Linked DNA regions of Homo sapiens: regions 2, 3, 4, 5, 6 and 7 are each linked to region 1. Evidence: chromatin loops called from intact Hi-C (ENCODE). Cell type or tissue: Calu3. All regions are shown on one strand.

Region 1 (4,000 bases):
AATGGAGGATTTCCTAACACTTTTTATTTCACTGCTTACCCAGAGATTAAGTCCCCTGGGTTACTATCCCCCTTCCCTTCTCTCTACATCTATCAGTCTTTCATGAATCCTATTATTAGGGTTCAGAGACACATCTCTTTGGGTCTAAGGTCTTGGAAATGATCATACTCAAATAGCATGTCCCCCTGATCTCTAAAGGGTTATCACACAGTTATTACTTCCAGGAAAAGAAACGCGCCCAGTAGGATGCCAGCCAGTGCAGGATGTGCTCCAAGGGACTGTCTCAAGATGAAAACCATTCCCCACTTCAGCTTAAAGGAGGTGATACAAAGTAAAGACAAGAAACAGCCTTGAAACAAATGTTAATGTCTCCTTTGCCAAAACTACCAAGTCTGGTCTGAGCTCTCATTGTCTCTGGCCCGAGGAGCCATACCCCAGGGCTTTCATTTATTACTCAGTTATAAGGAGCTCACCAGCTCTCTTTGCTGTCCCCTCTCTTCTTCCCAAGGAAAAGGTCTCAAGATTCCCAGGTGGGTGGCCTCCATGAGCCTCAGCAAAGCCAGGCAGAAGCACATTCCCCAAGACTCATTCCCCGTTTCTGGCTATAATGATGGAGCAGGTAAAGGCAGCTGGAGGCCTGACCCCTGTGCTCTGTCTGCAGCTGAGTCACATGTCAGCAAATGGATGGAGAGGCTGACAGATGGGCTGGGAACCTGTGAGGGCCTGGTGGGGACCCCGGAGTCTCCAGAGCAGCTGCAAAGACTACACACAGGTGCAGAACATAATTAGGAGGCCACAAGTGTGCAGCATCTACTTAAATGAGGCCACCCAGACTGTATCTGGAGACAAATGGACAGATGTTAATGCAAACGTATCATCGATGCTCCTCTCAAAGGGCTATGAACCAGCTCACTTCAGCATCTCTGTGTCCGGGGGAAAGAGGGTAACATCAGGACAGCAACAGACATGCACTGCAGTCAGCCCAGTATATGGCGGTCCAGAACTAAGGCTGGGGAAGGGAAAAGGAGCAGGAAAGTGCTGGGGCAGGAATGTACTGGAGGAGCCACCAAGAGTTGCCTCATTAACTTTCTCAATTCTTAAAAGGGCTCCCAGCCTGCCAAACCATCTTGGCCCACACAAACCAATAGCATTCCCTTATCCTTCTCAATAGATTCTCCTACATAAGCTTCCATCCATAACAGCCTCTGTACCAGAGTGGTTATCAAACTTTAATTTGCATAAAAGTTAGCTACAGGAATTTATGAGAAATGCAGGTTTTCAGGTTCTTATCCTGAGTCAGAGGGAGGAGAGGTAATTCTTGCTCATATTTCACAACTCAAGAATCCTTAGTAGCTAGCAGAAGAAAATGGTCAATGTTTTGAAACAGAATGACTGGAAGCCAATATATTCCTCCATTGTAACTGCTTCTCCATTGCAAATACCAAATCTTGAATCATAGCCGTCACAGAAGTGAGCCTCCTCTGTAATTCATTCATGCTAAAGAGAATAAAAGATGAGGTACTGAAGGATAGGAGAGATCATGGGAAGAGACAGCAGGGTGTGAGGTGTCTCCTCCGCAGTTTTGCGCAGAGTCTCACAAAAGGTACCCTACCCTTCTTCAAATATGCATAACAGTAAGTAGTGTTGATAAAGATAGAAAGATGCCAGAATATGTGCCTGCATGGTGGGCTTCTTTGATTCTAGTCACATTATCATTGTTCTACCATAAATATCATGAGACCTTGCTGAACTTAAAGTCTTAGCTGCTCAAAAAGCATTTTAGAAGCAAATACAATACTGGCTTTTGCACCCATGTTTGGCTCTCCTGAGCAGGTCTTGACCCTCCCACCAGATCTCTGGGATTGGACATGTGAATTCTAGCCTCATTAGTTACTATGGTGGCCTCATGCTGATGATTGATGTATCAGAGATCTTCTCCAGCCTCTCATTTTGCAGCAATAAATGTTTCCATGAAAACAAAAACTGTGTGGTTCAACTCTTCTTTGGCTCCAGCTATCTCTAGCTTGGATAAGTCACTTTATTTACCCTCATTTTATTCATGGAGTGTCTGTTATTCTGTTGTTTTTCAGACAGTCCCATCAACTTTCAGGGCTTTTTTCTGTAGTACAGCAGACAGCTTTACTAGACGGCTAGTTCAGCATGAGCTGAAAGTAAATGAAGCAAAGACTATTGCATTCTAAACCATTTTGATGCCACCTCCTGTCCAACCCAAGAATTTGGAGCTTTTCCCCCCTGCAACTGGAGAGCCCTCCTTAACTCCCTATTTTTTAAAACTAACAGAGGCATTGGAGCAACTAGCTTAAAAATAAAGATGGTTAGAGGGAGATGAGGAGAATGGAAGGAAGGAGGAGGAAAAGAAAGAGTGATGGAGACTCAGTGAGGTTAGTGGGAGAGGGGGGACCTCTTGTGGAAATTCTAGGCTCAGTGACAAAGACAAGAACACTACAGAAAGTACATGGTGGTAATGGTTCTCAAAGTTGCCCCACTGGGTAGCATACTTTAGTCTCTTAGTGCCTCAACTTAGTATAGGATGACATGAAGAAATAATGGTAAGAGAGTGCCTATATCACTCTATGAGGCCATCTACCTATCTTTTCTGCACTCTGAGTGCCCATCATGACAGTTCTTATTTGCTACTAAGGGTAATTTATTTGGGTATCATTTTAATCAGTGTGTGTGTGTGTGTTCTCTCTCTCATGTTCATTTGCCTTGAACACATGGCCCACAGTTTGGACCATCCTTAAAAGCCATGTTTTTAAAAAAGAAAATCAATATACAAATTATTTTCTGGAAAGTTATAGAAAGTGATCACAAGACTTTAGAAGTGAAATCGTGTGGAATGGAGATCTCTAGTGAATGAAGATTTGTTCCAGATTTTCCATTAACATGACGTGAGATTTAAATAAAATAATGCATGTAAAGCACTTAGGCTATGCCTGGCACATGATAAGCACTACATAAAGTAGTTGTTACTATCACTACTATTAGAGGGTTACATTAAAAATAGTAAATGCAAGTCTCCCGAGTGGTACCCAGGGGACTCTGATTTTCCCTGGACTGCAGTTCTGAGACACTGAGCGGGAGCTGGAGATGTCAAGGGCATGCCCTTAGATCTGAGCCCAGAGGGAATACAGTGCATGTGTTCACATTAGAGAGAACACCTCTGTTCTCAGCTCCACATGTGGAAGTATTCTCCAACCCTTCCTCAACCACAAGTTTATAAATTGATGGAGACATGTGTGGTAAAGTGAAAAGGATCTCTGAGTGGTTTTAAATATGTCCCTTTTGCTTTTAGACTTCAGGACTGGAATCATAAAGAATTCAGAAAAAATAATCTAAAAGTGGTTTAATCATTTAAATGTTATGTAATTATACTTCCCTAAATCTTCTACTTCTTCTTCTAAATCATTCTTAGTTTATCAACTGAAAGACAAAAATTACCTCCACATCGGCCAGGCACAGTGGCTTACGCCTATAATCCCAGCACTTTGGGAGGCCGAGGCGGGCGGATCACGAGGTCAGGGATCGAGACCATCCTGGCTAACATGGTGAAACCCCATCTCTACTAAAACACAAAAAATTAGATGGGCATAGTGGCGGGCACCTGTAGTCCCAGCTACTTGGGAGGCTGAGGCAGGAGAATGGTGTGAACCTGGGAGGTGGAGCTTGCAGTGAGCTGAGATCATGCCACTGCCCTCCAGCCTGGTGACAGAGCAAGACTCCGTCTCAAAAAAAAAAAAAAATTACCTCCACATATCAAAATTGTATTGCATCCATCAATCAACATTCTTAGCTTAAAGGTGTGATTAATCTTTTTCTCGAATCTATTGATTTAAAGATGTAATACTTCTCATAATTGTAATATCAAGATGCCAGACAAGGGGAAGAAACTCTGCTTAACTTAGTAATGTGGCAGAAATTTCACCTTGTGTTTTCTTTACTTTTTATGATATTTGTAGAAAGATTTTTCCTCCAGTTG
Region 2 (4,000 bases), 590 kb before region 1:
AAGGTGAGTGCCAAGGGATATGGGTGAGGCACAGACAGCATCGCCTACAAGTATCTCTTGTATACCTTACATGTTAGTGGTAGGGAGATGCAAGGTAAACTAGCAAAACAATGAGCAAGATGTTGTTAAATAAAGATAAGTATTATAAAGAAAACAAAATACAGGGTGCTGAGATGGGTGGTGCTGAGGGAGATGGGTGGTGAGGGGCTTATTTAGATTGGGTGATCAGAGATGGCTTTCTTCAGATGAGGTTTGAACTGAAATTGAGGGACAAGAAGGGAGATGGGGAGCAGGATAGAGTATTCTGGACCAACTGAACATGTAGTGTAAATGCTTTAAGGTTGAAGACCAGTGGGTCTGGTCGTGTAGTGGAGAGTCAGAGGCTAGATGGCAAGAACAAGGGATAGGCAGGGAACAGGTGATGTGGCATCCTGTAAGCCACTGTAATATGTTTGGAGTTAATGTTAAGTGCAATGAGAAGCCTTCGGAAGATTTCATGCAGAGAACTGACATAATCTCACGTGAATTTTGGAGAATCCTCAGGCTTCTGTGTTGTGAATGGATGCAAGACGACCAGCCGGAGAGCTACTGTAGTAATCCGGGTGCAAAACAATGGTGCTTGTCAGGTGTACTAGTCAGAAGTTGGGGGTAGGGGAAAGGATGGATATGATACATTTTGCAAGTAGAAACACTAAGACCCCATTAGATAGGACGGGGTAAAGGCAGTAAAGGAAGGGAAAATTCAAAGATAAAGTTTTAAGTTTGAGCAATTCTATGGATGGCAGTGCCATTTACTTAGATGAGGCCGACTGGGGAAAGAGTTTGGGGGTAAAGAAGCAGGCTCTTTCTTTGTTTGCTGAAGGGAATGTCAGATCAATGGTTTTCTTTTCTTCTACTTGAAAGACGGGCAGTACTAGATGTTTCCATCTGATGAAAATGATCCAGTAGAGAGGAAGAAATTGATGATTCAGAAGAAAGGAGATAATTACAGTGGTATTTTATGGAGAAGAGGAGATGGTACCCAGGACACAAATGGAGGGGTTTGTTTTGATGGGTGGAGCAAGTGTACTTCATGCCTTGTATGGGAAAGAAGACAGAGTATGCAACATTGCCTCCAAAGGGTAGATTTGGAGGTGGAAAAATGAAGACGGTCAAATATCTCAATGACGGATAAGACCAAGCCTTCACCTTGCTTAGTGGAGGATGGAGGGGGGACTGGTAAAGGGAAAGGAAGAAAGAAAAGCCATCTTCCCTACCCCACCCCCCCACCCCCCAGCTATCTCCAGGTGTTATGTGCTGTTGTGGAGCAGATAGTTAGGTTGAACAAGGATTGGATTGGGGTTTTGTCAAATGAATTAAAAAAAAAAAAAAGGAGAAAGGATCAAGGGGAGATGATATTTGCAAGGGGTGTGATTGTGATGGTAAGCCAGGGAATCTATGCCGGGTCATGATGTCTGTGAAAAGAATTATATGAGCTGATGCATGTAGAATTCTCAGAGCAGGACCTACAATATAAGTGTTGAAAAGGAATTAGCTATTTTTATTATTAATGTAAGAGAAGTGAGAAAATGAGGGGCAATGCTTGATAAAAATGTAAAAAGGCCCAAAGGATCTGTTGTTAAAGAGATAGTTTCCTAAGTTATACCTCTTAACACCTCTTGTGGGGATCTCTAACCAGAGGCCCATCTGGTGATGCTGCTGTTGATTCCTGTGGGACCAAATCCCTAGAGCACCATTTCCAGGTTACTACTGAGCTCTCATTAGCCCTCCCCTACCTGTGCAGGTGAGATCTGCCAGATGCTCTGCAAGTGAGTACGTTCCTAATGATTAGTTTTCCAAATGAGTCCTGTTCTGGGTTCTTCAGGTCTACTGGAATGGCATTAAGGAGTTTTAAGGAATCCTGTCGCTGCTTTTCCCAGACTAAAGCCTTTAGGCAACCTCATAAGTGAAAGGCACATTAACTTCTGTATTGGCCTAAGACAGTGGTTTAGATTGAGAGCACTGAATATTTAGGGTGTGTGTATGCAAATTCCAGACTGTGTTTCTCAACAAGCGACAATTTAGGAGTCTTGATTGTTTTCTAGCTTAATCATTCATTCCCTGGAGGCTGTAAACAGAAGTCTCTGTTTACATTTAAATTAAATTCCTTCTAACAGCACCGTGGTAGATAGTAGCTGAGGTGCTTTATATATCCCCAGGGCAAGACCATGAAAACATTGTTGTCTCTCCCAGGTAAAGAAAAATGGCAATTGATTTATATGAATTGTAATAATAAATGTTTGGCTAGATTAATTTCTGGATCACATTTGAGTGATGACAAAATCAAACCTGTCAGCTGGTGCTTTAATGATGACTGCAACTTAAACCTTTATAATGCATGTAAACTGCTAGGAGCCTTCCAGTTGTTTAAGTGGCCACAAGGGGGTGATAAAGGACTGCATACTTACAGAAATCCGTCCCCCTTCAATTTCTTCTGTAATAGCATCATTCACTGGGTACCCTATATTTCGTTTCGACATACTTCATCTACCAAGTGGGCTGTTACTGGTTCCCATTCAGTGTGTCTGGCCACTCATTTACTATTCTTCCTGATGCTAGTATTGGGCTAAGCTTTTCTGCGTTTTTTAACAAGTCAATGGCAGTGATGCACTAAGAGTGGATGTTTATGGGGGTGGGCCTTTTCTTTTTCTTTTTTCTTTTTTTTTTTAACTTTAATTTTGAGACACAGTCTTGCTCTGTCGCCCAGGCTGGGTACAGTGATGTGATCTCGGCTCACTACAACCTCCGCCTCCCTGGTTTAACTGATTCGCTTGCCCCAGCTTCCTGAGTGTGCCACCACACCTGGCTAATTTTTGTATTTTTAATAGAGATGGTGTTTCACCATGGTGGCCAGGCTGGTCTGGAACTCCTGACCTCAGATGATCCACCTGCTTCAGCTTCCCAAAATGCTGGGATTACAGGTGTGAGCCACCGCGCCCAGGTTGGCCTTTTCTTACTTCAAGGAATTATACCTTCTACCAAATCCTTGTCTGGTGATGTCTTCCCCACAAAATTTAGGCTGACATGGATAACCTAGAAAAGAGGATTTAAAATACTCACAATACAAGGAAATGATAAATGTCTGAAGTGATGGATATGCTAATCGCCCTGATTTGATTTTATATTGTGTACATGTATCGCAATATCACTTTGTATCCCACAAACATGTATATTACATGTCAACTAAAATTAAAAGGGAAAAATAAATTTAAAAATAAAAACGCCAGGTGCGGTGACTCACGCTTGTAATCCCAGTACTTTGGGAGGCAGAGGTGGGCGGATCACCTGAGGCTGGGATTCGAGACCAGCCTGACCAACATGGAGAAACCCCGTTTCTACTAAAAATACAAAATTAGCCGGGCGTGGTGGTGCATGCCTGTAATCCCAGCTACACGGGAGGCTGAGGCAGGAGAATCACTTGAACCCAGGAGGTGGAGGTTGTGGTGGGCTGAGATCATGCCATTGCACTCCAGCCTGGGCAACAAGAGTGAAACTCCATCTCAAAAATAAACAAATGAATAAATAAATAAACATTTTTAAAAAGTTCTCTCTCTACTTTCCAGACAGTATGTTGTTCCTTGCCAGTGGACTCGGGATGTGGGGTCTGGGGTCTGGCACCCTGGTAAGAATGGGTAAAGGACACATGGAGACAAACTCTGGGGTTAAAGCTAGCCTCCTTCTGGACCATTCTATAGACCTCAGGCCTTCAAAACCCTCTAGACTAGAACAGGGAGCTGCAGTTGAAGCCTGAGCATGAGGCCTGAGATCAATTAGATTCCCTGTGGGGGCTTTAAGCTTCTTTTGTGCCTTGAACGAATGGTGCCTATCTATATGTCATTGCTTTTTGCATGAAAAATGTCTGTAGGCTGTTCACTAGTTTGAGATGAAGGCACCTAGATCCAGCATCATGCAGCATCAGGGCCCTCACCCTCAGTTCACAGGTGCAGAGCTATCTATATAC
Region 3 (4,000 bases), 85 kb before region 1:
AATTTCTCTAAAAAGATTTTGAAATCTGCAAATAGGGTCCCAGATATTGCTGTAAAATTTTTTAAATTACCTCCATTTCCACCGTAGACCCAGATGCCTTGAACCATCTTCCTTCGACTTTTTAATAAAACCCCAGTGCATTTTCACATTTATCATATCCTATGAACTCCAAGTTCCTTGGGAAGATTGAAAGGCGGCGGGGATTATTTCATTTTATAAATGAAAAAGTTCAGGTTCAAAGATGCTGGTCAGTCATCACAAAACTAAGTATTGATCTCATGGCTGAGTTTCAGAGTTGGGGTGGGGGAGGCTGAGTTGAAGGGACAAGGTGATAATGGCAAGAGAGGCTAGGTGACGCTCTCCCCAGCCCAGAGCTCTGAGAAGCGCCCACAACACCACAGGCGGCCCCACTGGAGCCACCTCAAAGGACCTGGAGTAAAAGAATCACACCCGACATCATTTGCATACCCCAAGACTGGCCAGCCCCCAGTCTCAGTCTTCCTCCCCTGAGTAAGTGTCAAGAAAATCAACAAATCGAGATCATGGTCGGGGAGATGGAGAGCATGGAAATGAAGCCAGACTCAAGGCATTTTCTAGGAGCGGATAGGAGCCAACGTTAGCGAACCAAGCCCACAGCGTACTCGCTTCTCTTAGGAAGTCCCTAGGCCCAAACCAGTGTGTGCATTTAAGAGTTTTGGGATACGTACTTATCCTTGGGGACGGTGCTTATTTGGCAAAAGAAAAGAGGAGCAGGACGGATATAAGAACAAATTCCCCTACCCTGCCAAGACGTCAGTAAATTAAGGAACAAGAAGGGGAGCAAGTGCTCCAAAAAGCCGCAGGTCTTGGGGTTCCCACCACTGAATCTTTCCGCTCCACGCGTCCATCAGGAAGATCCTCCGCCGTTACCTCCAAATCTATGTAGAGCCCCCTGGGATTGGCTCCCTACCTCTTCAAGTCTGGCGGCTGTGGCGGAAAGGGAGTATGAGGAGGAACCCGGGATGAAGCTGAAGTGACCGCCCCGCCAACAGCTCTCCCCTCCCCAGGCAGCCCGCGGGCGAGGGCCAGACGCAATCCACCTGTGTTCTAACTCTGAGCACCAGCTGTGACCTTGAGAGAGTCCCTGATTACCCCCGTTTTACAGAATTAAGAGTTTGAGTCAGGTCCGTCGCGCTGGGCTGCTTGCGGGGCGCTTAACGGATGGTTTGAGGCGTCCCGCCGGTGCGCCCGCAGCACAGTAGGTACGCGGTGAACCGCAGCCCAAGCACTACGTGGCCATCCGGGATCGGAAAACGCGAGGGAAACGCAGAGGCGAGCTCCCACCCCAGCAGCGAGAGAAAGAGGCGATTCTGGCTCCGCGATGATCCCTGAGCAAGTTCAAGTACCCGCGCCCCTCGCCCCTCCGCAGAGGCTGACTGGCCGCGCCTAGGGTTCCTGGCTCCGGACGCGCACAGGGTGCGGGGGAGCGTGAGAGACACCTCCACACCTTCACACACCCACCCCCGAAGTTGCGGCAACGTTGAGGGGAGAGTGGCGCAAAGCTGCCAGAGGGGAGAAGAGGGAGGCGGACGGTACTCACGGGGGGTGGCCAGCCTGAAGCAAGTCCGCGACCGGGGTCATCGATGGCGGCCGGGCTCAGGCCACCGCGCCTCAGTACGCCCAGGGCACCTGCCGCAACGCGCCGCGTGGATTAGAGGCTGCCGGCGGCGAAGAAGGGGCGCGGGTCGGTCTGCGCGCTAAAGCTGGGCTGCAGCACCGCGGGGGCTCGGCTGCCAGAACCGCAGCCGCAGCGGGAACCCGGGAACCGACAGGAGGCGGGAGCGCAGCGGCGTCGGCAGCAGCGGCTGCGAGGGAGGCGCCCGCGCCGCAGGCAGCCAGGGCCAGCCTGGCCGCAGCCACCGCCGACACCTGCTGGCCCGGCCGAGAGCCAATCAGAGGCGCCCGGAGCGGGGGAGCCTGCGGAGGCGGGGCGGGGGCGCGTGCAGGGCGCCCGGCGGGAGGGGCGGCCCGCGATCGCGCCTGCGCCGGGGCAGGGGGTGCCCGCCGGGCCGGTTCCTCCAGAGCACCTCGGGCGCGCGGGCGGCACGCGCCGGGAGGGGCGGGGCGCACCGGGAGGAGGCGGGGCAGGGCTGCGCGCGCCCGGGGCGGGGACCCGCGCCCCTCCCGGGGCTCTTCCCTGCGGCGCAGTGCAGTATTGGGGCCGCGGTTCGGGAGCCCCCATGTGCGACTCCAGGTCCTTCCCCGATTCTAAGTCAGGCTTTTCCTGTCTCCTGCCTCTGAGTCCTGGGGGCCCGGACCCTCAGTGACCGTAGAGTAATGGGTCACCAGAATCCGGGGCCTGCCTGAATCTAAGACATGGTGTGGCGCTCCTCCACAGACAGCTCTTCCCCACTTCACAGTCCCTGGGTAATTAAAGTCTCCGTAGTGACCCCTATCTGGATTGCTTTAATTCTCCCATAAATTTACTACTACGCTAACGACGCTCATTCATTCAACACACATCAAAGGGGTTACCGATCAGGGAGCTGTCCAGGCTAATGCGCCCCCAAGTCTCCCAAACACAGCTGCGGAACCGCCGGGTTAGTGAGCCCGCGCTGTCAGAAAGACTCCCAAAGACTGCTGCAAGTGAGGAACGCTTTCGGGCTCGTGCCAGGAGTTCCCGGTCCTGGAAGAATGACTGGGAGTTGAAAGGTTCCACTCCAGGCCGGGACTTCATTGTGCGTTTGCATCCATTAAGCCAGGGATCTTCCTGAGACCCACTGCCTCAGCCCCAACAACTCGGCTGTGAAAACACTTTGTCAATTTTAGCTGCAGGGTGGAAGTCGCTCCATGAAAATAAAGCATTTATGGAGTTACACTGGCGATTTCTGAATCCCTGGAAATCCTCTCAAGCCGGTGGGTTGAGGCTGTTCTCTCCGTGTAAATGTGCGCAGTAGAAATAAATGGCTTGTTTGCTGATCAGTCCACAGCAGAAAACAAAACAAAACAAGACAAAACCTTAAAGAAAGGAACTCGGAAGGTAAAGGAGTTAATTTCTTTAAAGATTCGATTCCCTCCTTTAAAGGGATTTTAATGTCTACAAACTGGTAAAGTGGAAGGAAGTTAGTTTGTTTCTCTTTTGTTTACATTAAATTTAAATTTTATTTAGCTGTGCTTGATTAGCATTCATGTGGCACAAAATTCTAAAACTACAAATGGAACACAGTTAACAAGACTCCCTCCCACCCTTGTCTCTCAATTCCTCTTCCTGGGGGCAACCAGTGTGTACCTCCCTCAAGGAAATTGACATATACACAAACATATTTGTCTAATGCTCTTATTTTTATTTTTGTTGTACAAACTATGCACATTGTTTTACATTTTGATCTTTTCCCTTAACAAGATATTATCGTGGAGTCATTCCATATCATTACCAAAAACTTTTTCTTGTTATTTTACAGCTGTATGATATTCCATTGAATAAGATATGCCAAAATTTATGTAAGGGCCCCCAATTATGGGCATTTAAATGGTCTCCAATCTATCACTGTTAATAACAATTATGCATGAATAACTTTGTTCCTATGTAACTGTGTACGTGTGGGGGTACATATGAAGAATAAATCTGTACAACTGGATCATGGGGTCAACGGTGATGTGCATTTGTAATTTGGATAATGTCAAATGCCCTTCATAGAGATATAAACTCATGATCTCACACAAGGTATGTGAGTGCATATTTCACACACCCACCCCTCTGATGGTTCTGAGCCTGTTAGCTCTCATATCCATTCCTAGTCCTTCCGACTCTGCTTCATGGGGGGCTTCATTTCCCAGACTCCCCTATCAATTGGCCGATGGGACTCAGCAGTAGGAGAATAGGAGGGAGAAAGGGAGAAGCCAGGGTGTTTCCCATTCTTCCCTTTCAGCTTGAGTGGTGGGAACAGAAGGGTGTCTAGGGCAGCAGCTACTCCTCCTGGGTGGTCCCAAGTCCAGTAGGACAGGCTCAGTATGGGCTCAG
Region 4 (4,000 bases), 450 kb before region 1:
GTTCACTCTGTTGGAGAGTGGTAATGCAGGCCAGTTCAGATTCAGAGTCGTAGGAAACCTCTACTTTCCCCACGAAACCTTGGGGTGATCTAGGAGAAAGGTGGGCTTACAGAACAAATATGGAACCCCCTAAGCTGTGAACCAAGTGTTACAACCTGCTCCTATCCCTTCAAATATAGAAGAGAGAGCATGATGGGCCTCCAGACCTGCCTTTCGATGCAATGGTCATAGGTTAACGCAACCCAGAGGTGATGAGCTCTCCTTGCCTTATCAGTTCCTCAAGACACTGTGCGTCGATAAGGTTCAGTTCAAGCAGGCCATGGCCTGTGGGAAATCTACCAATTGCCCCCTTCCCCAACTGGGCTGGTGGTCATGGGCTTCTTCTGTACTTATGTTTTACTGCACTCTTGCAAACATCTCTCTTCTGGCCTGGGGCCCCCACTAGACTGTGGAGCAACTGAGGGTAATGTTCTTTTAGCAGTGACATCTGTAGCCCCTGGCACAGTAACTAGTACAGAATTGGAAATCAATGAATGTTTGCTATCGAGTGAATGGTTACAAAATGAGTTTTTCAAAGTGCCTAATTTTTTTTTTCCAATTTCTTACACAAAATTATGGAGTAAGAGAAAGAAATAAAAAGGATCCCACTGTCATCTACACTTACATCCTGGAGAGCAAGGTTTTACTTGGAGGAGAGCCAAGCTAACACACATGTAAAGTGGCTTTTGGCTGAGTGTCATCTCCTTCATTCTGAGGGCACAGCAAGCACTGACCCTGTCTCGAGTGTCCAGAGCAGTTTGGATGATGCAGCTTGACAACACCCGAGGTTTTCACAGGGCTAGGTATTCAGAGCCATTCTGCGATTCTGCTAAATATCTGACAGAAAATGAGCAGCTTTCAGAGAGGATAGAGATTGAGGATGGTGGTCAACTGGCAAGTGAAGTTATTAAAAATGAAGGAAAACATCATTCTATGGCAAACCTCCATGTATCAAGAGGGACACGCCCTTGGCCCTGGTGTACCTTGGGATTGGCTAGGTTGCTCCTCCTGTGTGATCACACAGCTCTGTCCACACTGTTATCGTTGTGCACTGACTTGCTGTGTCTTCCACACACAATGAACTCCATGAGGGCAGGGATGGCCTTTTGTTTGTGATCCTTGGTTGCATGTTTGTGACTGAATTTATAGGCTGTAAGACACAGTGCTGGCCCTTATGAAGCTGACAGCCTAGTTGCCAGATGCAGTATTATTGCAGCCTCACAGAAGCCATTTACTGTATCTGGCCTTTAAAAAAAATCTACAAGCTTCTCACTGTAAATCACTGAATACAAGTTTAAAAAGGGGAAACAATACTTAATATTTCATTTTTGCAGTGGCTCAGACTTGTGTGTATATGTGGTGGCTGGGGTCCTTTTTTATGGGACGGAAATTCTCCCCCATTCTCTGCAAAAGCCAAGACTAACAAATGAAAAGTCCCTCTCTGGTCCCAACAGCAGAGAGTAGGGAATGCCAGGCTATAAAAATAGTCTATTTCAGGCAAATCAGTGTTCCACACTAGAAAAAAGCTACACCCTGACAACCACAAAAGGCCCAGCAGAGCTGTCTCCAACAGGTCCTAGGACACTGGTGGCCTACAGTCTCCAGCCAGGGTGGAAAAAGACAGTTCTGAGACCCAGGTGTGGTTCTGCCACAAATTCATTACAAGCAACACACGCCCAGCAGAGGGCACCACAACAATGCTTTTACTCACCAGCTAGTTCAGCCAGAGAGGAGTAATTTATTTGTTTATTATACTGGCTTATAACGCTGGCTGAGCCCTCTGTGCCCACTTTTCTTTCCTACGCACAGACTCTGCTTGTCTTACTTATTCTAGGGTACACAGAAGACGCAGGGCTGGTGACTGGAAGAGCTGGTCTGAGTTAGAGTGTTTGAACATCTATGCAAGGGGGCTGCAGGGGGAGTCCATGGATCCAGGAATGTTAGCACATCAGCAATCCCTTGCATTGATGAACTTGAGAATTTGGGCCTTCAGATAGGCCCTTCCTCTTTACTCCTTGGGCATTAACTTATGGGTGATACCTTAGGTAGTGGGTAAATGCCAGCTCCTCCTCTTGCTATGTGGGATCTTGGAAAAACTTAAACTGTTCTAAGCCTCAGTTTCCTCATGTTAAGGGATCAGTATCATGCATAGCGCAGAGAAAGCACTCAATAAATATTAGCCAAATAAGAGCATTTATTAAGTATTACCACTGAGCCGGTGTAACTGTTCTCTCACTCAACTTGATTGAGTGCACATGAGTAAACAGAGTCAGGATTGAATAACTTGCCCAAAGCATATGGATGGCCAAGGGTAAGGCAAGGGTTGAGCTCGGGTCTGACTGATTCCAATTCGATGCTCCTCCATGCTCTCTTGGTGTGTGCCTGACAGCCTTTGCTGCAAGCCTGGCAACAATGCACTCCTGGTTAATGTGCCCCAGCCCAGCAGGACTTGCCACGTGAACCAACTGGTCCCGAAGCTTTGGGCAAAACACCCAGTGTGATCATCAGTTACTTTTGTTACAGCATTCTTTGCAGTAGCTGCATCTCCTGTGTGGGCAGCAGCAATGTGTTCTACTTATATCCCTTGGAACCATAGATTGTTGCTATGATTGCTATGATTATCATCATCATCAACAGGACAGGCTCCCTGTGGCACCAACCGCAGCTTTAAAACAGTCTTTGCTCTCAAAGAGCCCACAGTAAAAAACAGGGAAAGAATGTTTTTAGTATCAAAGATTTGAGGGCAAATCAAGAAGAGTGGTCATATGTATACGTAACTGAGACACAGCTTTGCTTTGTGTTTTTAGGGTCAGATGTAAGTATTAAATTCAATCCTATAATTATAGCAATGACAAAAAGTACTTTAATTCTATACTATGGCCATTCAAAAGAGAGAAGGAACGTGAGGAAGGAAACAACAGAGACAAAGGGAAAAGGCTGAGAAAATAGGAAGGGACAAAAGACAGGAGAACAGAGAAAGCCAGACAGAGATTCACCTTAGTCACTGGGCACACAGTAAGTGTCTGGTCCCTGGTGTCATCATCATTATTACCAATAAGATCACGATATTATTAGAGAGGCCTTTTTATATGCATGCACCCAAAGAGGCATGAAATGAGTTATAACACCCACACTGGTGCCTTCTAGGATATTGCGTCTTAAGGCTTTGAAAGCCAGGTCGCACTGACCCCCATACTGGCAGAGAGCGCACAATGAGGGAGGAAATTAAAAATGGAGCATTCGCACTGAACCTTCTTCCAAGAGAATAGATGAGAAATCCCATCTGGATGGGGATGAATTAAGTTTGGGTTTTGCAGTCAAGCCTAAGCAGTGGTGCTGATGGGGATTGGGGATTCTGCATGGTTATTTCTTAAGCCAAAGGTGTCTGGGTCATTGGAGAACTGAAAAAGGGGAGGCCCTATCAGGAGGCCACAGGTTTAGGGCCCTCCACAGCCTGTAGGTCAGGATTCTGTCTCAGGATATAATGATACCATCCTTAAGCCTGGCATCCTGTCAGCATTACCCAGGAGCTTCTGGTCATATGGAAGCCCTGGCTCCACTCCAGACCCCTTGCATCAAGACCCTTAAAGCAGGGCTTGGGCAGGTGATGCAGATGAGTGTCCAGGGTGAGAACAGCTTGAGGAAAGGTGGGAGAGCTATGTTCTCTGAAGTACCCAAGAACTGAAACTCGGCCCATTGGTTCGTGTCCAGGTTCTGGCCAGCGTCCATGTGTATTTCTGACATTTTTTTTTTTTTTTAGACAGGGTCTTGCTCTGTTGCCCAGGCTAGAGTGCAGTGGTGCAATCATAGCTCACTGCAGCCTTGACCTCCTGGGCTCAAAGGATCCTCCCACTTCATTTTCCCCAGGCATGCAACACCATGCCCAGCTAATTTTCTTTTCTTTTCTTTTTTTTTTTTTTTTTGAGATGGAGTTTGCTCTTGTTGCCCAGGCTGCAGTGCA
Region 5 (4,000 bases), 390 kb before region 1:
AGACACATGCACACGTATGTTTATTGCGGCATTATTCATAATAGCAAAGACTTGGAACCAACCCAAATGTCCAACAATGATAGAGTGGATTAAGAAAATGTGGCACATATACACCATGGAATACTATGCAGCCATAAAAAAGGATGAGTTCATGTCCTTTGTAGGGACATGGATGAAGCTGGAAACCATCATTCTCAGCAAACTATCGCACGTTCTCACTCATAGGTGGGAACTGAAGAATGAGAACACATGGACACAGGAAGGGGAACATCACACCCCAGGGCCTGTTGTGGGGCGGGAGGAGGGGGGAGGGATAGCATTAGGAGATATACCTAATGTAAATGACAAGTTAATGGGTGCAGCACACCAACATGGCACATGTATGCATACGTAACAAACCTGCATGTTGTGCACATGTACCCTAAAACTTAAAGTATAATAATTAAAAAAAAAGAAAAGAAAAATAAATAAATAAATAAATAAATAAATAAATAAACCTTCAACCCAGGGAAAAAAAAAAGTTTCCTCATTCCTGTTTAGGGGCATGCAGGCATTTTCACTTTATGACCATTCCATAATTAATTTAACCTGTGCCCTATTGATTAGCATCTAGATTGTTTCCTAATCTGCTATTACGTCAGTGCTTCAGGGAATGATCTTTACACCTGTCCCTTTGCATACAGGCAAATATATCTGCAAAATAAATTCCTACAGATGAAATAGCAAGGTTGAAAGATACATGCAGCAGGAATTTCACAGATATTGCAAAATTTCCTTCCATTTGAGTTATCGCAATTTATAGTCTTGTGGCAACATATTAGCCTCTGCCAACATACAGTGTTATCAAGTTTTTTGACCTTTGCTAATCCAATTGGTGAACACTGGTATGCCATTATAGTTTTAATTTACATTTATCATATTATGAGAGAGGCTAAGCATTGTTTCATTTGTTTAAGAGCCATTTGTGTTGCATTTTCTGAAAATTCTGTTTACTTTTCTTGTCCCTTTATTTTTAGGTTTTGGGCTTTTTGTTTTGGATTTGTAGGAGTATTTCTATGTTAGAAAAATTAGTTTTTGCAATTTAAATTACAAATAATTACCCTAGTCTGCCATTTGCTTTTGACTTTGTTAATGGTGATTTTTGTGCTGTAGAGATGTTTTTATTTTTATGGAGCTTCTGGTTTGGGGCCATAGTAAGGCCTCTCATGATTTCTTCTTTGTATTTGGGTTTATTTTTTATGCTGAAGTCTTTGCTCTAAAGTAAATTAATTTCAATGTCAGGTAGAGGGTAAGAGTCTAAAGTTATTTATTTTTTCCAGATGGAGCTAAGATTGGAACTGAGGTCTGGCTATAAAGCTGCCTTTATGTCCATCGCATCCTAAGGGCTGCTGTTGCTCTTCTGCCTCTACACTGATGGACTACGTCAGAACATCAATATGCTGTATTGATGATAATGGATGATATTTTCTTAGTTGTGCCAATATTACTCTTGAGGGAAGAAATGATGCCAAGGTAAGTGAGGACACTGGACATGAGTAGTGAATAAAATATTTCAATTTGAAAATGTAACAGCTAAGAATGTAGAAATGGGAATAACCTGGAAAGAAGGGATCAATGATGGGCAGAAGGTTGCCTCAAGCTACAGAGGGCAAGAGCTTTTTAAAAGGGGGGAGGTTGTGACACAACGTAGTAAAATTAATTTACATAAACACAGTAGCTATCATATGGCTTTGATGAAATCACACTTTGTAAGGCTCTCAGTTCTGTTCCTGATTTTCAGCCTCCAGGGTCTTTGTGGCTACTCCTATCCTGCTTTTACATAACCGGTGTATGATATCTTCATTAATTATCAAATTTTTCTAAACTGGCCACCAAAGGGTGGTGCAGTGAGCTACAAAAATGTCAAAATAACAAACTTTTATTTTACAATATCAGGGCGGGGGGATTGAAAGGCAGATGTGGCCTCACCGGATGCTCCAGTCATATTGGCAGCAAACTGCAAACAAGCTATAGCCGGGGGTGCAGCCACTCATGTGAGACTGTGAGACGGAGACAGGAGGGAAAGAACACACAAGAGAACGATTCACAGAGGTTGGGCCTCCACTCATTCCAAACTTATGAAACTATGGAAGGGAAACTGCTTGAAAAATATCTTAGAATGACTCATGAGAAAAGAGGTTCATGGCAAAATCAATAATGTTATGAGATTGTAGAGAAATGCTTTAACTTCTCCACATAAACAAGTCATTTTAACGGTTTTTGGGATACACCCCAAACCGTTTTTGTGTATTAATTTGTGGCTAAGAACCTGCAGCATCCACAAGGGATGTTCTATTCAGTTTTCTAGCCCTGTGCATATCCTTAACAGCCTGTCAAAAACAAAGGACGCCGTGTTCTAAACTTCCAGGTTCAAAATGTGCCTCCCAGCCTGAGACAAAGATGCAAAGAGACAGGCCCATGCCTATCAAAATTGGGCCAGACTAAACTGTGCTGAGGTGAAGACTGCTGAATTCAGAGAAAATAAAGTGTTGAAAGCAATGAGCCCTTTCCTTACTCTACTCTCAGGGACAAGGGAAAATGAAAGAGAGATAAACAAATACATAAATAGGATGGCAGGGAGTTACTTACAGTAGGGGGATGTTTTCCATCTAGAAGTTTCTGAAGATGGCAGTATCAGAGATGTGTCTTATGCTGCTAGGTGTGTGTGTGTTGGGGGGCAATGTAAGTTGTTCCTTGGGAAACTTGAGACCACGTCTTACTTTCCTAAGGTCTACACAACTCATGGAGGAGGTGTGAATGCATCTGCTAGGCTAAAGCTGGCTAAAGGTAAAGTGCTAGGGGATACCAGCATCAGGGGCAAAACACATCACAGGGATGTGAGTGTGCCCCCATCCAGGGATCAAGCAAAAGATGACAGCTGGAGACCCAGGAGGATAGTCAGCCCCAGGGAACCTGTGAGCCAGGGAGCACTGCAGCTGGCTTCTATAATGACATTTGGGAATTCAGACTCTTCACCACTCCATGCCAATTTCTATACCTGTTCTACTCAACCTTGCTCGTGCTGTGCAGTTGTCATTACCTGCAGTGGCATGAGCTGTCTCCATGGCAGAGTGAGCGGGCAGGAGGGTGTGGACCTCAGAGCCTAGTTTTGGTGTTTTATATGTGATCTCTTACGGAAGCCCACTTGGAGAGACTGATACTCCATAATAAAATCGTGACATAAATTCTACAACAAAGAGCATCACATAAAAAAAAAAAAAAGAACTGTGAACCAGGGACTGGGAATCTCCAAGTTTGTTCCTGAGTCTAGCTTTTTGAGTGACCTTGGACTTTGTAAATCTCAGGTTTCTCTTCTGTAAACTAAGAGAATAGAAATACCATATTTTAAAGGTTGATTTCAGCTCAGTTCTTAGATTCTAACTCTGGATCCTTAGTGATGTGGTTTGGCTCTGTATCCTCACCCAAATCTCACCTTGAATTGTAATAATCCCCTCATGTCAAAGGTGGGAGCAGGTGGAGATAACTGAATCATGGGAGTGGTTTCCTGCATGCTGTTCTTGTGATAGTGAGTGAGTTCTCATGAGATTTGATGGTTTTGTAAGCGTCTGGCATTTCCTTGGCTTGCACTTATTCTCTCTCCTGCCACCCTGTGAAAGGTGCCTTCCACCATGATTTTAAGTTTCCTGAGGACTTGCCAGCCATGTGGAACAGTGAGCCAATTAAACCTATTTTCTTTATAAATTACCCAGTCTCAGGTATTTCTTCATAGCAGCATGAGAACTAATAATACACTTAGTTAAAATACTAATTTTATTTTTAAACTAATAATGTAATATATACACACAGAGAGTAGGAATGAGACATTTGTCTTCCTTGGATGATCAATTTCACACTAGGAGCAACTTTTTCTTGAATATTTCCCAAATTTTTGGGCTTGGAGATATTATCATATTGATATTTCATATCAGATATACTGATATTGATATTTCATATCAGAAAT
Region 6 (4,000 bases), 180 kb after region 1:
AACAAAGCTTTCTTTACTATTCCCCTCTGGTCAGCTTCAACCCATACAGAATTTATCTCAAATGGGCACCCAATGCCTTCTTCTCCCTTGGTTTCCTCCTTCTTTTACTATTCAAGTGCTTCCTCCACAGCGACCCAGTTCCATCTTGCTGACATCCCTTGGTGAGGGCTGATAAGACCTAATCCCAACTTCTTCCTGAGAGGGGTAGAGTAGAGATTCTAGGAGACAAAAACACTGTCTTGATAGGATTGACTGCCACCCTTAGCAAAAATTTAATATAAAAATTCTCAAGAGGTTAAGAATGGGAAATAATAAAGGCAGTGGAAGGCAGAAAGGGACCCTCTCTTAAAATGTAAATGTCACTGCACATAGGAAGTCCCAGTAAACTGTGGCCCACTACACTTGTCCTCTCATTTTCAGTCTCAAACCATGACCACACTTGAGAGTGGGGGAGGGGTGCAAAGCTTTTTCTCTAATTCAAAGGTTTTGCTTAACACCTTCCTGCATATCCTTTTCTTAATATGTCTGTGTGTATCAAGACTTTGTTGAGTTAAGGCTAAGCTAGCAAAAGGAGCACAAAGCTATGTCTGCCCACAAAACATCTTCCACTGTTGTCTACGGAATCATGTACTTTCGCAAAAAAATACCAGACTGCCAAGTTAGCATAACACAAACCATTCCCAGTGATCTGTAAATGGATTAACCATTTTGTAGAACTTTCTTGCTGACCCCAGTATTTCCTCTTTTTCTAGCATTTAGCAGGTTCTAAAAAGTTTTATCATTAGGGGAGCTAGTCAAGTGTCTCACTTTAAGGCTTTTTGTAGCCCATTAAGAGTCCAGCTGGCCTCAGGAAGTGCCTGCTCTGTGGTCTTAACACTCTTTCTGCTCAGTGGCCTACAAAAAGCCTTGAAGTGAAACGCCTGACTAGCCCCTTCCCCTGGATATGATGTATTTTCAGAGTGATTGTCCAGAGGCAAAACTACAAAACTGTTTTAATTCAAATTAACAAGTATAATGTAATGGATAGTGCCGTTTTGCTAAAATTGAAAGCTTGGTGTTGATTTAATAATACAAAGATGAATTTGCTGGGGTTTTGCTTTGTTTTGGTTTTTTACTTGTTGACCTACCTTATTTTTATTTTTAAGCATGCTGAGTCATTGCTATTTTTTTCATTTAACAATGATCCATTATTACGATGAACAAATCAATAAAACTGTACAGTCAGAAATAATGAGAATGTATTGAAAAATCTTCACAGCTACTGCTGCTAAACTGTTTGGAGTTGATAGCACACAAACAGGATCTGCACAAGCCTTTTACTTTCCATTGGTATATTTCTGCCTGCTGTGATCCAGGTCTTTCGAGTTCAGCTTGTCCATCATTTAGGTGAGGGCTCAATCTACTACCTCTTTTCTCTTTCCAAACCACCACAGCGTGGCTTATTCGGCACACTATATTGTCATGCAGCTTTCATTTGCACGTGCGAATTACTAGTTATGCATTATTGTTCTGTTCCCTTCTCAAGCCCAGGAAATGAAAGCACCAAGTACATTCTTCCACTGCAGTAATTTTCATTACGTCAAATCAGAACCTCAGTTTGCAAAATGACTTGTTTCTAAAACCTTATTCTGTAACAATGCTTTCAGTTGCATGTTATCCCTGCTGAAGAGAAAATTTGTCTTTATGAGTACAATGGTAATGATAAGTCAACTGTTGTCATTTTGACAACACCAACCTAATGTCAGCCAGAAAGACTTAGCAACACATTAAAACTTCAATGCTGTCACTTCAAGACAGGGATCACTTGGTACCAATATAACTGTCAACACAAATGCCAGCACAGCCCTGAAACCTCATGGCAGGTGCTGGTTTTGAGTATATTATCCACATGACTGAGAATATGGTTAAAATAATCCTTTTCGGACCATCAGCTTTTGAGAATGTAACATTCTCAAGATGGTTGCCTTTGAAAAAAGAAAATTAAAAAATTTTTAAATTCTCCTAGAATTCTCCAGTCCCTAGGAAATGTCCGCGGGCTCCAATGTGATAAATTCTAATCTCTGTTACCTTCATTGTTCTGGAGAGGAAATAGACTAGGAGAGAGAGCAAGCAATTGACTCAAGGGCATGAAGCCACTTTCGTGGCGTGGCTGAAATGCACACCCCTGCCTTTTGCCTTCCACCAGCTTTGTCTCTGTATCATTCAGCTCTTGTATTCCACGAAGCACATTTGGTTTCTACTGAGTTCAGATATACAAAATGGTGTTGTTAAAGGATACTTCATACTTTTTGGTTTAAAGAAAATAATTTCTGTGTCTCTATTAAAACACGGACACTTGGCATTCCAAGTAAACATTGTCAATTCACAGAGGTTAATTTTGTTTTTAAACTGCAACCAGAGCTCCCTCTAATGGCTGTTTATTTTGACAGCAAATCCTTAGGGAAATAAAATAACCGTTGTTCATTTAAAACTAGAAAGGGCTATTTTTTTATTGTTTTTACTGCTTCATGGGTCATTATTGATCTTTACAAGTGGACCATTTGTATCTCACTCAGTCTATAGTTTCTAGAAAAATCATAGTATTCCCACCTCTGAAAAATCACATCAGTAGAAGTGAAAATAAAACTTAATTGATGTGGTTAATTTTACATGTGAACTTGACTGGGTCATGGGGTGCCCAGAAATTTGGTGAAACATTTTTCTGGGTGTTTTTATGAGGAAGTTTCTGGATGAGATTAGCATTTGAGTCTATAGACTGAGCAGAGCAGATTGTCCTAATGTGGATGGGCCTCATTTCATCAGTTGAAGGCCAAACTAGAACAAAAGAGTTGACGATCCTGAAAACAAGAGAGAACTCGTCCAGCCTGACTGCCTTGAACTAAGACATCAGCTACCTTTTAACTGGAACTGAAACATCGTCTTTTTTGGGGTCTCAAGACTACTGGCTTTTGGACCAGAACTGACACCATCAACTCTTCCGGTTCTCAGGCCTTCAGATTCCGACTAGAACTACACCATTGGCTTTCCTGGGTCTCTAGCTTGCCAAATGCAGATCTTGAAACTTCACATTCAAAATCATATGAACCAATTCCTTTTAATAAATCTCTCTCTCTCTCTCTCCACACACACACACACACACACACACACACACATATGCACACGTCCAATTGGTTCTGTTTCTCTGGAGACCCCTAACTAATACACTTGCTTTCAAGGAGTTTAAAGAAAACATAAATTTTTTTTAATGTTTAGATCCTGCTATTACAGTCAGTAAGAGTATACGGTAGTTCGTGCAGCTTCAGTCTATCTACCATTATGGATGGTTTCAACTAATTAGTTGTCAAGTCACCCTGACAGTGAAGAACAAAAAAAATTTAGATCTTTGATCACTGATCTTAAAAAGTGTCATATACAATGATATAAAATAGTAAATGTATTCAATAAAAGTAATATCTACTCTACTGGTATTGCATTTTACATTTCACATTTACCATCACCTTTGATTTTATCCTCACAGCAATTCTGAAAGATAGAGCAAATATCCTAAGCTTAACACACAGATTCATAATCTAATACCCACAGATTGTAACTGCTTCTAACATTTTGCCTTTTTCATTACAACCACAATATCACTCTGAGTCATTCTGTGCCACAATCCAGCAAGACAGCACGTCTAACCAGTTATTTCTCTAACCACAAAGGCTATTGATGATCTTCAATTCAAAAGGTGCTACCCAATGGCTATTTTCTAGCTGACTTGGCAAAATAGACTAGAGTAGAATGTAAATAATCTGAGGCTGAAAGCTGGGATTTTTGTTTCAAACAAATGACTTTCTCCCATTGGATGGACATTGAATGTACCCCACCACTGTACAAATAGGGGATTGGATCTCAACAGTCTGTGTGAAACTGTTGTTATATTTCCCCAACTAAAATGAAATTTTCCCATTCCAAAGCTGGTGGAATGGGAAAGGGGGGAGGTGTGCACTTCAGTCATGCC
Region 7 (4,000 bases), 270 kb before region 1:
GCAAGAATGCCCTTACCAGATGCTGACCCCTCAATCTTGGACTGGCCATACTCCAGAATCATGAGCCAATAAATATCTGTTCATTATAAATTATCCAGTCTGTGGTATTCTGTTATATCAGCACAAAATGGTCTGAGACACAAAGAAACAAATATCCTGATGGACCACAGAGTCCAAGATAAGTAAGAAAGAAGACAGAACAAGAAGGGGTCCCTGACAATGAAAAAGTGAAAGTTTCTAGATTACAGGGATGAAGGATTATTGGAATGGAGCCACAAGAAGATGAGAAGTGGAGGTCAGAGACTAGAGTGCCTAAGGTCAAGAATTTGGAGGCTGGGCATTATTAAGGATGACAAAGACTAGAAAAGGACCATAAACAAGAAGATTTGTAGGAGGCAGAAAGTTGAGAGACTAGGATGTTGGATAGGTCACTGAAGGGATGCTGTGTCACCAAAGTGGAAATTCACAGGACTAGTGGGCAAAACCACATCAGTGGTCTAGGTAATAAAGTGTTCTGTGAATGAGAGGGACTGGCTACAAGGCTGAAAGATGGCTAGAACAAGGATCATGGTCGGTAGTACATTCAGATGGCAAGCACTTTAAAGGACCTGGAGTTCTGGTCTGGAATAAGTCCAGAGTTAAATTGGAAAGAGAATAAAGAGCCACTATTTGAAAAAGCTGCAAGGTAGCTGTGCCCTTGGGGGAGAGGCAGACTTTGGAGCAAAACAATGATGGTCATTTTCAGAGAAGAGCTGGAGACAGGAAGCACCTGCTAATGATGACAGTGAGCTCCAGAGGGCAGAGTTTGGGGGCTCAAGGTGGTGGAAGCAGAGTCAGAAGAATAGAAGCTAAACTACATTGCATGGGGAAAGAGTCCGGGGATGAAAGAAACTTGGCTTTATGGAGATGAGAGGCTTGATAAATGGGTCCTGGAGGCACTGTAGGGGATAGCAGATTAGGAGTTCTAATGACAAACTCCTACTTGTGACCAATTTCTTGGGTTAATTGTGATGTCAATACTTGGTGGCACGCAATGTTAAGGCAGCAGTGGTCTGGTCTTTCATGGAGCAGAGAAAATTTGTTCAATCTCTCCTCAACCTTCAGAGAGTTGCACTTCTACACTGGAGGAAGTGGTTTTTCCACTGAGTGACAAGCTTATTTTGGAAGGTTATTTAATCTAATATATACTTATAGAGCCCTTAGTGTGCACTATGCACTATTCTAGGAACACAGGCTATATCAGTGAAGAAATGAGACAAAGATCCTTGCTCCAGGGGCACTTGAATTCATTACACTACATAATGAATAAAGTTATACAGCACAGTAGAAAGTGATAAGGGCTACAGAAAAAAGAAGCTATAGAGCAGGATAAGGGGACACCTGGAGTGCTGCTATGTTGGGGAACTGAAATATTGAATAGGGTGGTCAGAGTGAGAAGGTGACATTTGAGCAAATACTTGAAGGTGGTACAGGAAAGAGTATAGCAGGAAGAGGGAACACCTGTGCAAAGGTTATGGAGAGAGAAGCTTGCCTGTTGCGTTAAGATAAACAATAAGAGGACAGGGTGGCTACAGCAAAATGAGCAAAGGGAAAAGTCGTAGGAAGGTAGTAAAATAATTAGAAATGATTGTAATTAAGTAAATGGCAACTATTCCTAGAGAAAGAATCTATGTCCAAATGGACATCAGCACATCACACAAAAACACTTCTGAGTTGGAAGTCACAGCCAAGGCAGGATTAGAATTCAGTTCTCATTTTACCTCTATGAATTCTGAATTTTTCTCTGGAAATGAGAAGTTGGAGTAGAGATCTCTCTACATTTCCATCTGGTTTTAAGCCTCAAGCCTCAAGGGAATAGGAACAGATGCTCTGATGACAACAGGTTGCAGTGTTTTGTCTCTGGAGGACACTAGAAGCTTATCGAGGCAGACACTTAGACCAATTTTCCTTTTTTGACTAAACAAGTATTTTATTTATTTATTTTATTATACTTTAAGTTCTGGGTTACACATACAGAATGTGCAGTTTTGTTACATAGGTATACATGTGCCCTGGTGGTTTGTTGCACCCATCAACCTGTCACTTACATTAGGTATTTCTCCTAATGTTATCCCTCCCGTAGCCCCACACTCCCCGACAGGCCCCAGTGTGTGATGTTCCCCTTCCTGTGTCCATGTGTTCTTCGTTCAACTCCCACTTATGAGTGAGAACATGCAGTGTTTGGTTTTCTGATCTTGTGACAGTTTGCTGAGAATGATGGTTTCCAGCTTCATCCATGTTCCTGCAAAGGACATGTTTTCATACAGTTTGCCATGTGCCTGCAAAAACTACCTATTATCCTCAATGAACATGCATTCAGAGTCCACTAGAGGGCAGCCCTGCACTTAGAAACTGAAAAATGTTTACTTGGCAAAGGGAATGTATCCTCTCTTGGGCCACGATGACCAGAACAATCAGAATGAATAACAAGACACTGTGAAAAGCTTTCAATAGGATTTCAGTTTTTCAACACTTCTTTAGTCATGGGCTGTGGCCTAATGTAACAACAATTAGTATCAGCCCTTGAATGTCTGATTTTTAAACTTTTCCAGATACCTAATAGACATTATTTCACTCAAGCCTCAAAATAATTCTATGAGCAGTGAGCTATCTTTATTGTTCAGATAAGAAAACACAGACTCAAAGAGCAGAACAGGGGTGGGGTCAAGATGGCTGACTAGAAGCAGTGGCAATCAGAGGCTCCCCTTGAAAAGAACCATAACAGCATGCGAATCCTGCACCAGCAACTGAGGTATCCAGATTCCAACATCGGAAATGACTAGGTGGCTGCTGTGATCCACAGAGAAGAAGGAAGAGTAGTGTGGTGTGGTGGCTACACAGGGCAGAGGAGTCCACTCCCCCCAGCCAAGGGAGTCAGTGAATGAGCATACTACCCAGCCTGGAAAATGTCCTTTTTCCATGGAACTGTGCAACCCATGGTTTGGAAGATCCAACTCATGAGTCCATTCCACTGGGGTCTAGGGTCCCAACAATGAAGCCATACAGATTCTCAACAGGCACTAAGCTAGAATCTGCTTAAGGCTGCTGAGCTCCTGGGGGAGGGTGATCAGCACCACAGCTGCAGTTGCCTGCTGTCTAAGCCGTTTGGACTCCTTGGGGGACGGGTGACAGCCAACACTGGGACTGATAGCTGCCTAACAAACTAAGCTCTAAGGGCAGGTGAAGGGCAGCAGCCATCTCTATAGCTCCAGGCCAGGCTTTTCCCCTGCTGGAGCTGGGGAGGCTGGACAGCTTGGTCCCAAGAGGTATCCCCCACAGTCCAACACAATGGCTGTGGCAGATTGCGGACAGAGTGCCTCTTCAGGCCTGACCTTGACCCATCAAGGCAGGGCCTCCCTACAGGAACTCCAACAACTTCAGCCAGGGACTCAAGGACAGAACTCTGATCTCCCTGGGCCTGAGCCCTAGCGGGAGGGGTGGCTGCAGTCTCTGCAGACCAGTAGACTTATTCTTTCCTCCTGCTAGTTCTGAAGAATTCAGGCAGCCCAGATGTGTGGGTTTCCCCCCAGTGAAGCACGCCCAATCCACCAAGGGACAAAGTGCTTTGTTAAATGCGTTCTGCTCCCCTTGCCACCTAACTAGGTGAGATCTTCCAACAGGGGTTGTCAGACATGCTATACAAGAGCGTTCCTACTGGCATCAGTTAGGTCAGAGATCCCAGAGGAAGGAGCAGGCACCCATCTTTGCTGTTTTCCAGGCTCCTTGTGTGACATCTCCAGGCATGGGAATGAACCAGATGAATAGGGCCTGAAGCGAACCCCCAGCAAACCACAGCAGCCCTACAGAAGAGGGACCTGATAACTGCAAGAAAAACAAACAGAAAGCAACAACAATGCAACAACAACAATAGCATCAACAATAAAAAGTCCCCACAAAATCCCCACCCAAAGGTCAGCAGCCACAAAGATCAATATTAGACAAACTCATGAAGATGAGAAAG

The links. Hi-C counts contacts between places; a loop is a spot of excess contacts. Peaks named below come from ENCODE experiments on the same cell type or tissue, not always from the same donor. Only the 100,000 strongest peaks of a DNase experiment are listed, where the experiment ranks them.
Region 2: it touches region 1 in a loop (8-fold over the local background); 7 of 110 quality-filtered maps call a loop at or near these places.
Region 3: a loop joins it to region 1, with 12 times the contacts of the local background. A loop is called at or near these places in 4 of 110 quality-filtered maps.
Region 4: a loop joins it to region 1, with 8 times the contacts of the local background. A loop is called at or near these places in 57 of 110 quality-filtered maps.
Region 5: it touches region 1 in a loop (2.9-fold over the local background); 2 of 110 quality-filtered maps call a loop at or near these places.
Region 6: a loop joins it to region 1, with 4 times the contacts of the local background. A loop is called at or near these places in 3 of 110 quality-filtered maps.
Region 7: it touches region 1 in a loop (10-fold over the local background); 15 of 110 quality-filtered maps call a loop at or near these places.

What each region holds. Positions count from the first base shown.
Region 1 is chr3:39,722,824-39,726,823 of GRCh38, reverse strand. No RefSeq gene overlaps it. Among named protein-coding and RNA genes, the nearest start is that of MYRIP, 85 kb to the left of the region's middle. In Calu3, no CTCF peak of the experiment used is centred here; a DNase peak (open chromatin) is centred at 2,423.
Region 2 is chr3:40,315,674-40,319,673 of GRCh38, reverse strand. No RefSeq gene overlaps it. Among named protein-coding and RNA genes, the nearest start is that of EIF1B, 8.0 kb to the right of the region's middle. In Calu3, a CTCF peak has its summit at 2,442 (motif pointing right); a DNase peak (open chromatin) is centred at 2,423.
Region 3 is chr3:39,807,496-39,811,495 of GRCh38, reverse strand. MYRIP (myosin VIIA and Rab interacting protein) reads right to left here and starts at 1,887. Exons shown (of 17, transcript NM_015460.4): 1 at 1,580-1,887. In Calu3, no CTCF peak of the experiment used is centred here; a DNase peak (open chromatin) is centred at 1,975.
Region 4 is chr3:40,176,871-40,180,870 of GRCh38, reverse strand. All of the region lies in intron 8 of MYRIP (myosin VIIA and Rab interacting protein), which reads right to left. The region is part of intron 2 of EIF1B-AS1 (EIF1B antisense RNA 1); the gene reads left to right. Among named protein-coding and RNA genes, the nearest start is that of EIF1B-AS1, 130 kb to the left of the region's middle. In Calu3, a CTCF peak has its summit at 1,720 (motif pointing right); a DNase peak (open chromatin) is centred at 1,720.
Region 5 is chr3:40,115,056-40,119,055 of GRCh38, reverse strand. The region is part of intron 3 of MYRIP (myosin VIIA and Rab interacting protein); the gene reads right to left. Among named protein-coding and RNA genes, the nearest start is that of EIF1B-AS1, 190 kb to the left of the region's middle. In Calu3, no CTCF peak of the experiment used is centred here; a DNase peak (open chromatin) is centred at 2,025.
Region 6 is chr3:39,540,413-39,544,412 of GRCh38, reverse strand. No RefSeq gene overlaps it. Among named protein-coding and RNA genes, the nearest start is that of MOBP, 75 kb to the right of the region's middle. In Calu3, a CTCF peak has its summit at 2,404 (motif pointing left); no DNase peak of the experiment used is centred here.
Region 7 is chr3:39,989,133-39,993,132 of GRCh38, reverse strand. All of the region lies in intron 2 of MYRIP (myosin VIIA and Rab interacting protein), which reads right to left. Among named protein-coding and RNA genes, the nearest start is that of MYRIP, 180 kb to the right of the region's middle. In Calu3, a CTCF peak has its summit at 2,323 (motif pointing right); a DNase peak (open chromatin) is centred at 2,372.